Linked DNA regions of Homo sapiens: region 1 is linked to region 2. Evidence: chromatin contacts called from ENCODE POLR2A ChIA-PET data. All regions are on one chromosome and are shown on one strand. The core of a region is the stretch at or near the end of the contact, and the rest is flanking DNA. Distances in the headings are between cores, read along the strand shown.

Region 1 (4,712 bases), core at 1,368-3,867, 73 kb before region 2:
TCTGTCTCAAAAAAAAAAAAAAACAAATGAGGGTGGCTCCACCGTGCTGGCAGCTCAGGCTTATTCCTTGGCTCTAAAATAAGACTGATGCTATCGCTTTCTCTGAGTTTTGGGACAGATCTGCTGATGATGTTTGATAGAGTGGGGCCTAAAGTAGGTGCTCACTAAATATTAGTTTATGCTTTAAAAGAAGTAGTACAGCTTTGTTCAGGAGCTCCTGAAAGAGAGAGGGCTGGCTGGGTTGGCACTCTCTAGTCTCTTAGAGCAAGTAAGGCTTAGCCATCACCTGTGGGGACGGGACTCCAGGGCTGCCAGCCTCCCTCTCTGTAGCAGATTTTTGTTGAGTCTCCATGAGGCTTGATGTTCAGGGAGAGTCATCTGGGAATGAAGCCTACATGGTGTTCTCAGGTACCTCTCAGTCCCCTTGGGGAGATGGATGGGATAATAAGATAAGGGCTGGGAGAGAGAGGCTGGCATAGGGTGTAGAGAGGCCATCGTTCTTCTGCAGAGAAGTGTGAGCATTGCTGTAATCCTCAGTCACCAGCTCTCAGTGTGAAGAAAAGGGAAGCTATCCCACCTCCTTCAAACAGAGGCCCCATCTGAGGTTATCAATATTGTCATTTATTTAGTGGCCCAGAACCTTCCATTTTAAAGCACAGTATAAAACTAGAAGGAGGCTAGATTTGCAGTGGCTCACACTTGTAATCCCAACATTTTGGAAGGCCAAGATGGGCAGATTGCTTGAGCTCAGGACTTTGAGACCAGCCTGGGCAACATGGTGAAACCCCGTCTCTATAAAAAAAAAATACAAAAAATTAGCTGGGGCCAGGCGCAGTGACTCACACCTGTAATCCCAACACTTTGGGAGGCAGAGGCAGGCAGTTGGGAGGCAGAGGTGGGCAGATTCCTTGAGCCCAGGAGTTTGAGACCAGCTTGGGCAATATGGCAAAATCCCATTTCCACAGAAATACAAAAAAACTAGCCAGATGTGGTGGCGCACACCTGTAGTCCCAGCTACTTGGGAGGCAAAGGTGGGAGGATCACCTGAGCTCAGGGAGGTCAAGGCTGCAGTGAGCCATGATCATGCCACTGCACTTCAGCCTGGGTAAGAGAATAAGACCCTGTGTAATTAGAAAAAAAAAAAAAAAAGACTAAGAGGAAATGCCCCCAGGATGTCATGTGAAGGATCAGCATTTTCCTACTGAGAAAATAGCAAGCCCTCATTGTAATATGGATGTCAATACCTGGCCCTGTCACCTGCATGGTACAGTTAAGTGTCACTTTGGGTTTTCATTATGTAAAGTGACACTTTTTCTTCAGGGGCTCTCTGTATATTGAAATCCACTCAGTGATGAGTCACATGACCACAAGCTTTCAAGTAAAACAATTCAGGGCTAAATTTTGTAGATCAAAAGGACACTGGCAGCTTTAGGAGAAATCCATGGACTATCAGCCTGATTTTTTCAGTCAAGTGTGATTGTTGTTAGAGTCACCTGCCTTGACCCTGAGTATGGCATGTCTGTGATCCTCACCATGATCTTAAAGCACCATGTAAGACTGAGCTTGAACTCAGCCTCATCTGCTCCTTTCTGCTCACATTCAACAGAAGGCCTTTCCAGGTGGGAGGAGAATGTTCAGCAGAGCCACATTAAGGGTAGACTTGGGTAACTCAAAATCCCTCTACACTTCCAGGCTTCCTGCCAAATCCTTGGCCTTGCATTGCAATTTTCTGGGAGCATGAGAACTCATTCCATAAAGCCAATCTGTTCTTAACATCCTTTGACATTGATGGTGATGATGCCAGGGATCAGGCTTTCTGAAGCACTTACCAAGCCTTGAAATCATTTGGATGTGGGCAGTCACGACCCCATGGAGGAGAATGAAAGTTGTAAAACCTGAGCATGCTGGAGTCATTGTTTCCCCCACTTCTACAGCGTCTCCTCCACTTACAGACATCTCTGACTTTGTCACAACTTTGCATGTGTCCTCACATTCTTCCTTTTCACCCGAGTGTAGTCCCCCAGCCAGCAGTCTGCACCTGTTCCTTTCTTAAAGACGAGAACCTGTCCATAGTCAATCAATAAGCAGGTTTTAACTGAGCAATTACTAATTGCCACAGCACATCTTGATGCCCTTCATCCTTACCTCATGGGCCTCATTCTCACTGACAGGATTTTAGGCTCCCTTGGCCTAAACTTTTTTTTTTTTTTTTTTTTTGAGACAGAGTCTTGCTTTATTGCTGAGGCTGGAGTGTAGTGGCATGATCATGGCTTACTGTAGCTTCGAACTCCCAGGCTCAGGAGATCCTCCCAACTTAGCCTCCCAAGAGCTGAAGCAACAGGCATGTGCCTGGCTAATTTTTTAATTTTTTGTAGCGATGGGGTCTCGCTATGTTGCCCAGGCTGGTCTTGAACTCCTAGGTTCAAGCAATCCTCCTGCCTCAGCCTCCTGATATGTTGAGAGGCATGAGCCACGGCACCCAGCCAGCTTAAACCTTTTTGTCCCTAATCCTTTGACCTCTTGAATTACCATCTAGTACATTCCTTCCTCTGTGCTGAACTCCCCACTCACTCCCCCAACTTCCTGCTTACACCTTCAACCCTCTGTGCAATCTGGCACCCACCCCCACTGCCCTCCTGAAGTTGCTCCCTCAGAGTGTTCCTGTGACTTCTCTCTTGCCTAATCTAATGCCGCCTCCTCCTCTGCTTCAATTTCTGGGGTTTTTTTTTTTTTTTCTTTTGAGACATTTAACCACCCACTTCTTGGAGTTCTGTCTTCCCTGGTTCAGTGGCACCTTGTGTACTTTTCTGGTTCATCTCCTGTCCCTCGGATTACTTTGCATCACTTTGGGGATTCTTTTGCCTTGCAGCTATAACTGTGGTGCCCTTCCATGCATGACTTTAGCGCTTTACTCTGGCCTTGCTTCTGTCCACCACTGAGCTCTGCCATCTCCCTGGCGTCAGCCATCACTTTTGGGCTGATGCCTCCAAAGTTGCACTCCTGTTAGGGTGTCTCACCTGGGCCCCTTCATAGTTCCTCTAGGGATCTCTAGGGCATTCCTACTTGAGTATCTTGCTGTCTTCTCAAAGTTACCATAGTCCATATGGAAGCAGCCATTTCTCCCTCCCATTCCTAACCCAATTCTAACTTCTCCATTTGGCTTAGGCCAGGCTTCCAGACTTGAAACCTTGGTACCATCTTTGAAAGAGGCAAGACAGGATGTGGTTCAGAGAGGACTGCTAGAGTCAGGTGGACATTAGGCCACATCACAGCTTGGCTATGAGCTGGTTGTGTGGCCGCAGGCAGGGTACTTTAACTTCTCTGTGTATTGATCCTTTAACTATTAAAAAAAAAAGGTGATAATAGTTTCTTCCTCATAGATCTTTGGGAGGATAAAATGAGAGAACGTAAATGAAGAGTTTATTGCATTGCTTGGCACATAATTAGCTCAGTAGTCCAGAGGCCCCCAAGCATTTATTTAAGCTGTTCCTCTGGAGCACCCTTCGCTTCCTGTGAGTCTGATTGGCTTCTCTTCTGAGAATCGGCCTTTGTCACCCTGCATTCTCATTGCTGGCTCACTTGGTTTTTCTGCCCACTAGACTGTAAGCTCCCTGAAGGCTAAGATTCTGGAATGCTCACCTTCATGTCCACAAGGCAGAGCACAATGTCTGCCCAATAAATAAATGTCATAGCTTGGAAGCCAGATTCTATTAAGTAATTTTATAATCTTAGGTCATATGTGGTATCTTTGTTAGTGCTCTATATCTTCCAGTCTTGAACAAAAATAATCTATAATGTATACTTAGCAATGTACAGCTTCCTGAACACTTTGGCATAAGTTATCCTGATAAGTCCTCTCACCACATTGCTGTGAGCTTGCCAATAGAAGTGTTATCCCTGTTTTTGGATAGGAAAACTGAGGCATGGAAAAGTTAAGTGACTTCCTCAAGAGGAATCGAAAACTTTCAAGTAATGTTAGCCCCATCCTGTGGTTCTACCTGTTCCTTAATTTCTAGAACAGTCAGAACTACTCAGTTGACCAGAGCACGATGTGCATACCTCTGCAAAGCTCTGATCACACTGTTGGCAAGGCTTTTTTTTTTTTTTAAGGACCAGATGATAAATATTTTAGACTTTGCAGGCCATATGGTTTCTGTCACAGCTACTCAACTCGGCCATCGTAGTGCAAAAGCACCCATAAATAATATGTAAAGGAATTGGCATGGTTGTGTTCCAGTAAAATCAGCCCATGGGCCAAAGTTTGCTGACCCCTGCTCTAAACAGAACTAATTCCAGTTGAGAATTAGCAGACACGCTTCCCCCCAGCTAGCCTGTTCAGGAGCGTTTTGTTTTGCAGCTACCAAAAGAGCTTCAGCTAACAATTGCTTTTCATTTCCAGATCCTGTCTCAGAAAGAAGAGTGGGAGAGCAGGACTCAGCACCAACCCAGGAAAAACCCACCTCACCTGGCAAGGCTATTGAAAAAAGAGCAAAGGATGACAGTAGGCGGGTGGTGAAGAGCACTCAGGACTTAAGCGATGTTTCCATGGATGAAGTGGGCATCCCACTCCGGGTATGTATATTGACTTAGAGGTCCTTCTTAGGCTTCATCTTAAGCTGTGACAAGTGTACACTCTGAGTACATGTGAACCCCATCACACCATCGTCTCTGTAAGCCCCATGAGTGCCAGATCCCCCAGAAGCTATGCTCCA
Region 2 (4,656 bases), core at 1,451-3,950:
TTCCTAGAATTTTTGAATTAAAGAGAATATTTAGAGACCATCTACTCCAGTAACTGACAACTTTTTCTGGATCACAGAACCTTTGAGAATCTGAGGTCAGCCAAGGACTCTAGGCCAGTAGTTTGGGGAGGAGAGTGACACACAGTTTTGCATCATTTCAAAAGGCCCACACCCAAGTCTACCTGTGACAGATCACCAGGTTAAGAGCCTCCAGTCTTTTACAATGAGATGAGGAAACCAAGGCCTGAGGAAAGTGACAGAAATTTTGTGATGTCAGTTTGGTTCCTAAAGGGAAGGAAGCTAATCAAATAAAATCTCAATATACTGGAAAGCTATGTGTCCTTAAAGCATCTGTCTGAGAAGCATAAGAACAAACTATAGGCTTAGAGAAAGGAGAAGGAGGGAAAGTGACTCAACTTGAGACAGAAAGATGTGACTTCAGAGGGAACACTTCTCAACACAAGGAAACTAAATTAGTTCCCAGAAAGATAAGAACAGAGGCATAGGCCTGCCTTGAGGATGGAAATCAGAAATAGAAAAGGAAGCTGTGATGGAACCTGCAAGAAAAAAAGAAATTTTAAATGTTAAGATACTCAAGTAAATATAGGAAACATTTTCCTTTGACTCACTCAGAAGGGAAATCTCTAAATAGAGGGCGTTTAACAGCTTACGGGATGGGGAGAGACGTTGGCTGCGGTACTTACAAAAATAAGCAGCAGGTATTCTCTCATCACTAACGGTAGGGAACTGGCCAGGCACGGTGACTCACACCTGTAATCCTAACACTTTCAGAGGCCAGCACAGGAGGATGTCTTGAGCTCAGGAGTTTGAGACCAGCCTGGGCAGCACAGGGAGACTACGTCTCTACAAAAAAACATTAGCCAAGTGTGGTGGCGAGTGCCTGTGGTTCCAGCTACTTGGGAAGCTGAGATGGGAAGAGCGCTTGGGTCTGGGAGGTCAAGGCTACAGTGAGCCATGATCACACCACTGCACTCTAGTCTGGACAATAGAAAAAAAAAAGGGTAAGGGACTAAGACCCAAAGCTAAAGTGTCTACCCTTATAAAGGTGTTAGGAGAATGGAGCATGTCAGTAGGAAGTGCCAGCCACAGGGTACTGGACAAATTAAGGTGACCTGTTGGTGAGCATCTCTCTCTAGCTCTTCTGATATCTTCCTCTGGCAGAGCACAAACCTAGAAGTTTGGGGTGTGGTGGAATGTGCAGAACTTGGAGTCTGAGAGACAGATGTTCCAATACTAACTGTTCACATTCCCAATTCACACACGGCAGGTCTTCGTTTTCTCATTTGTAAAATGAGGTCAATGTTGACCACCTTCTTGAGTTGCTATGAGAATTAAATGAAATATAATAGAGATGAAAGCAGCTAGCGCAGCCTGTAACGGGACCATAAATACCTGTTGTGTGATGTCGAGGTACCAGGGAAATGAAACAAAAGTAGTTTACTTTATCCACCTTACCCTGTTCCACCTAAGAGAGAAAAATGGTGGGTGGGGAGGATGGGAAGAGAAGAAAATAGAGAATGATGGGAAAATCATTTTACTTTGGGTTACACAAATCGAGAATTTAGAAAATCTGGAATTTGTGCTCCCCAAATTAGTTTATTCTACCTTCAGTATAAAGGCATAAGCTATTCTTGGAAAGCCTTTGGTTTCTTCACACTTGAATATGTATCTGCCATTACCCCCCAACTGTCTTATGAAAGGAAGAGAAGACTGTATGATAGTCTATGAAGAGAAGGCTGAGCATTGGTTGAGTATTTACTGAGCATTTAAGTTTAGTGTTGTAATCAGATTCAAATTACAACAAAGTTAATGTGTTGTCTAGTGAGTGACTTGCAAGGAGATAAAATCTAGATGGTAAGCAATTGAACTAGTTGTTTGTAATTAGTTTTATATTTAAGCTGTGATCTTTTTCTCAGTAAACTCAATAAGATAACTCAGTGGAGTCAGAGACTGTTTTGAGGGTGCTCTGGTGGTTTCCTGGAGCTCAAACCCAGGAGACTGACTCATTCGGGCCTTTCTACTCCTCTGGAAGAGTTTGCCCATGATGTTCCAGTAGGTGCAAATCTATCACTATTTTGGGGCAGTCGCTTGGGATACTTCCAGAAGTGAGCACTCCATCCATATCTGGAGGCTGCAGTCGAAAGCCTTCCTCCTCCCAGTCTTCAGTAAGCAATGAGTAGAGTGCTGCCTCCCTTAAGCCAAGTCAGCCCCTACCCAGTCCTACTTCTTAACCCATGGGACAGGCACATTGCAATCATAGAGCATTAAAGCCAAAAAGACATTTATGTAAATTATGTCCAATCCTCTTATGTATTTTAGAACTTGAAGTCCTAAGACGTTAAGCATTTTGTTCACAAGACAATCAGTTAGTACAGAGCATGGCCTGGAACCTGGATTTTCTCACTGTCCCGCTGGGAGGTCAGGGTAGGTCACCAGAAAGGTGGGGTGGGGTCTGAGAAGACTTGGGATGTGAGATGACTAGAGGAGTGCCATCTCTGTGAGACTCAGGCAGGTTAGGGGAGCAGCAGAGCCTCGTGCTGTTTCTAGAGGGGATTTGGGGCCAGGGAGAAGTAGAGTTTCTCTGTCCTGTCCACATCTTCAGGACTTCCTGCTGTTCTGTAGCCTGTGTGCAATCTATTTGGGCCCACAAGGCTTTGGCACACACCCAAAGCTGGAAGCGGATGCTTAGTAACTCCACAGTAGCGCCAGGTGTTCTGTGGATCCAGAGGGATTAACAGCTCCAGGGAGGCTAAGATCTGATTTCTGGGGGATTTCTGTGAACTGAAAGTAGAAGGGCAACAGCAAGGACGCATGCAGGGTCACCCACTTGAGGAGAATGAAGCAAGCTCCAGGCCAGGAGAGGCGACTTGTGTACAAATACAGAAGAAAGCACTTTCTGGATCAAGGACTGTCACCTGCTTCCTATTAATGGGGGAAAGGAGGGGAGTGCAGTGTGTGTGTGTGTGTGTATGTGTGTATGCATGCGCTGGGCTGGTTGTTTTTGTAAACACGTGAAAAACTGGAATGCCGTCACCAGAGTTGGAAATGTCCTTAGCATTTTTTTTTTAGTCTTAACTTTATTCTTTTTTATTCTTAACACTAGATGAAGTCCTTGTTAGAACTTGTATCTTCTCTTAGGCTTAAATAAGGGCAGATGCTGAGTACCTGGGGAGGGCTCAGAGAGGCATTGTCTAGTAGAAATATAATGTAAGCCACATGTGTGATTTTAAAATGTTCTAGTACACACAGTAAAATGGAACAACTGAAATTTTAATAATATATTGTAACCCAGTATATCTAAAAATTATTACTGAGATTTTACATTCTTTATTTTGTACTAAGTTTTTGAAATCCAGTGTATATTTTTACACATAACACATTTCACTTCATACTTGCCACATCTCAAGTGTCCAACAGCCACCTGTGGCTGCTGGCTACAATCTTGGACAGGATAGGTCCAGAAGAAGCACTGTACAAAGCTGTAAAGTGGTTAGAAAATGGGGACAGGAAAAGAAAACATAACTAGAGGGGAAAAAAAACCTGAGGATAAACAGCCTTCAAAATGAAGGGCTAATTCTTGTGATAGATAGTAATGGTTTCCATTTCCACTGAGGGTGTACCCCCATGCCATGTCTCCGTCCCCTGAAAAAAACTGGTTTACATTTCAGTTATATGAGCTATTTCACTTAAATCTAAACAGAGAGAAATTGAGTCTTAACTAATAGAATAAATGTTTATCTTGCCTTCTTCCTTCATTTATTCAACAAACGCTAAGTGAGGCACCCAGTCATCCCTACCTCTCAGGAATGGGGTTAAGTTTGTACTATACAGATGTTAAAGCTATGATGATGATTATCCTTAGCTTTGGGCATGGCCTGAGACCAAGGAAGGTACAAGGTGGACCATCAATGTCCCTTCCGGTACTATAGTTCACAATTAATGATTGGACGCTATTACCGTACACCGTATCTTTTACATAAGGAAATGTCTTTGAACACCTAGAGTAAAAAGTATTCAAGAAGAGAAATGATAGATAGTGCCTGTTTTCAGACAAGGCAGAAATTGGGTGTTGCTGTCATAGTTACACAAGCAATCTAATCATGATCCAAGAGGGAGGTGGCAGGTAGTATATGGAGATTAGATGTCAAAGGGCTCAGCTTTCACACTACCTTGTACAAACTTCACAAGGTCAGGTCCCAGCCACCTGGCAAAGGCCCAACATCCTGAGACATTGTAGAAGAAGCATGAAATGGCCTCTTTCGTTTTGTCTCTTCCTTTACCCCTGTCAGAGTCCGAGGTGACTGATTTGAGTGATTGCAGTTTAGAAGGGGTTTGGAGAACTTGAAGATGCTTCCCAAAAGGACAAGAGTATAGAAGTGGGGTCGGGCACAGTGGCTCACGCCTGTAATCCCAGCACTTTGGGAGGCCAAGGTGGGCAGATCATTTGAGGTCAGGAGTTTGAAACCAGCCTGACCAACATGGTGAAACCCCATCTCTACTAAAAGTACAAAAAAAAAAAGCTGGACATGGTGGCCCACGCCTGTAATCCCAGCTACTTGGGAGGCTGAGGCAGGAGAATTGCTTGAACCTGGGAAACAGAGGTTGCAGTGAGCCCAGATTGCGCCTGGGCAACAG

Evidence for each region. ChIA-PET counts read pairs that join two places held with the same protein, here RNA polymerase II (POLR2A).
Region 1: POLR2A ChIA-PET joins it to region 2 with 39 read pairs in PC-3. The contact joins two enhancer-like sites. POLR2A ChIA-PET finds 5 or more read pairs at or near these places in 3 of 52 experiments (AG04450, PC-3 and WTC11).

Annotation. Positions count from the first base shown.
Region 1 is chr10:95,398,877-95,403,588 of GRCh38, reverse strand. It overlaps SORBS1 (sorbin and SH3 domain containing 1), which reads left to right. Exons shown (of 33, transcript NM_001034954.3): 12 at 4,400-4,572. Among named protein-coding and RNA genes, the nearest start is that of PDLIM1, 110 kb to the right of the region's middle. Within about 2 kb of position 2,617, at least 3 of the 41 ENCODE cell types and tissues checked have a DNase peak (open chromatin) inside an H3K27ac peak, as active enhancers do.
Region 2 is chr10:95,325,600-95,330,255 of GRCh38, reverse strand. The region is part of intron 30 of SORBS1 (sorbin and SH3 domain containing 1); the gene reads left to right. Among named protein-coding and RNA genes, the nearest start is that of PDLIM1, 37 kb to the right of the region's middle. Within about 2 kb of position 2,700, at least 12 of the 41 ENCODE cell types and tissues checked have a DNase peak (open chromatin) inside an H3K27ac peak, as active enhancers do.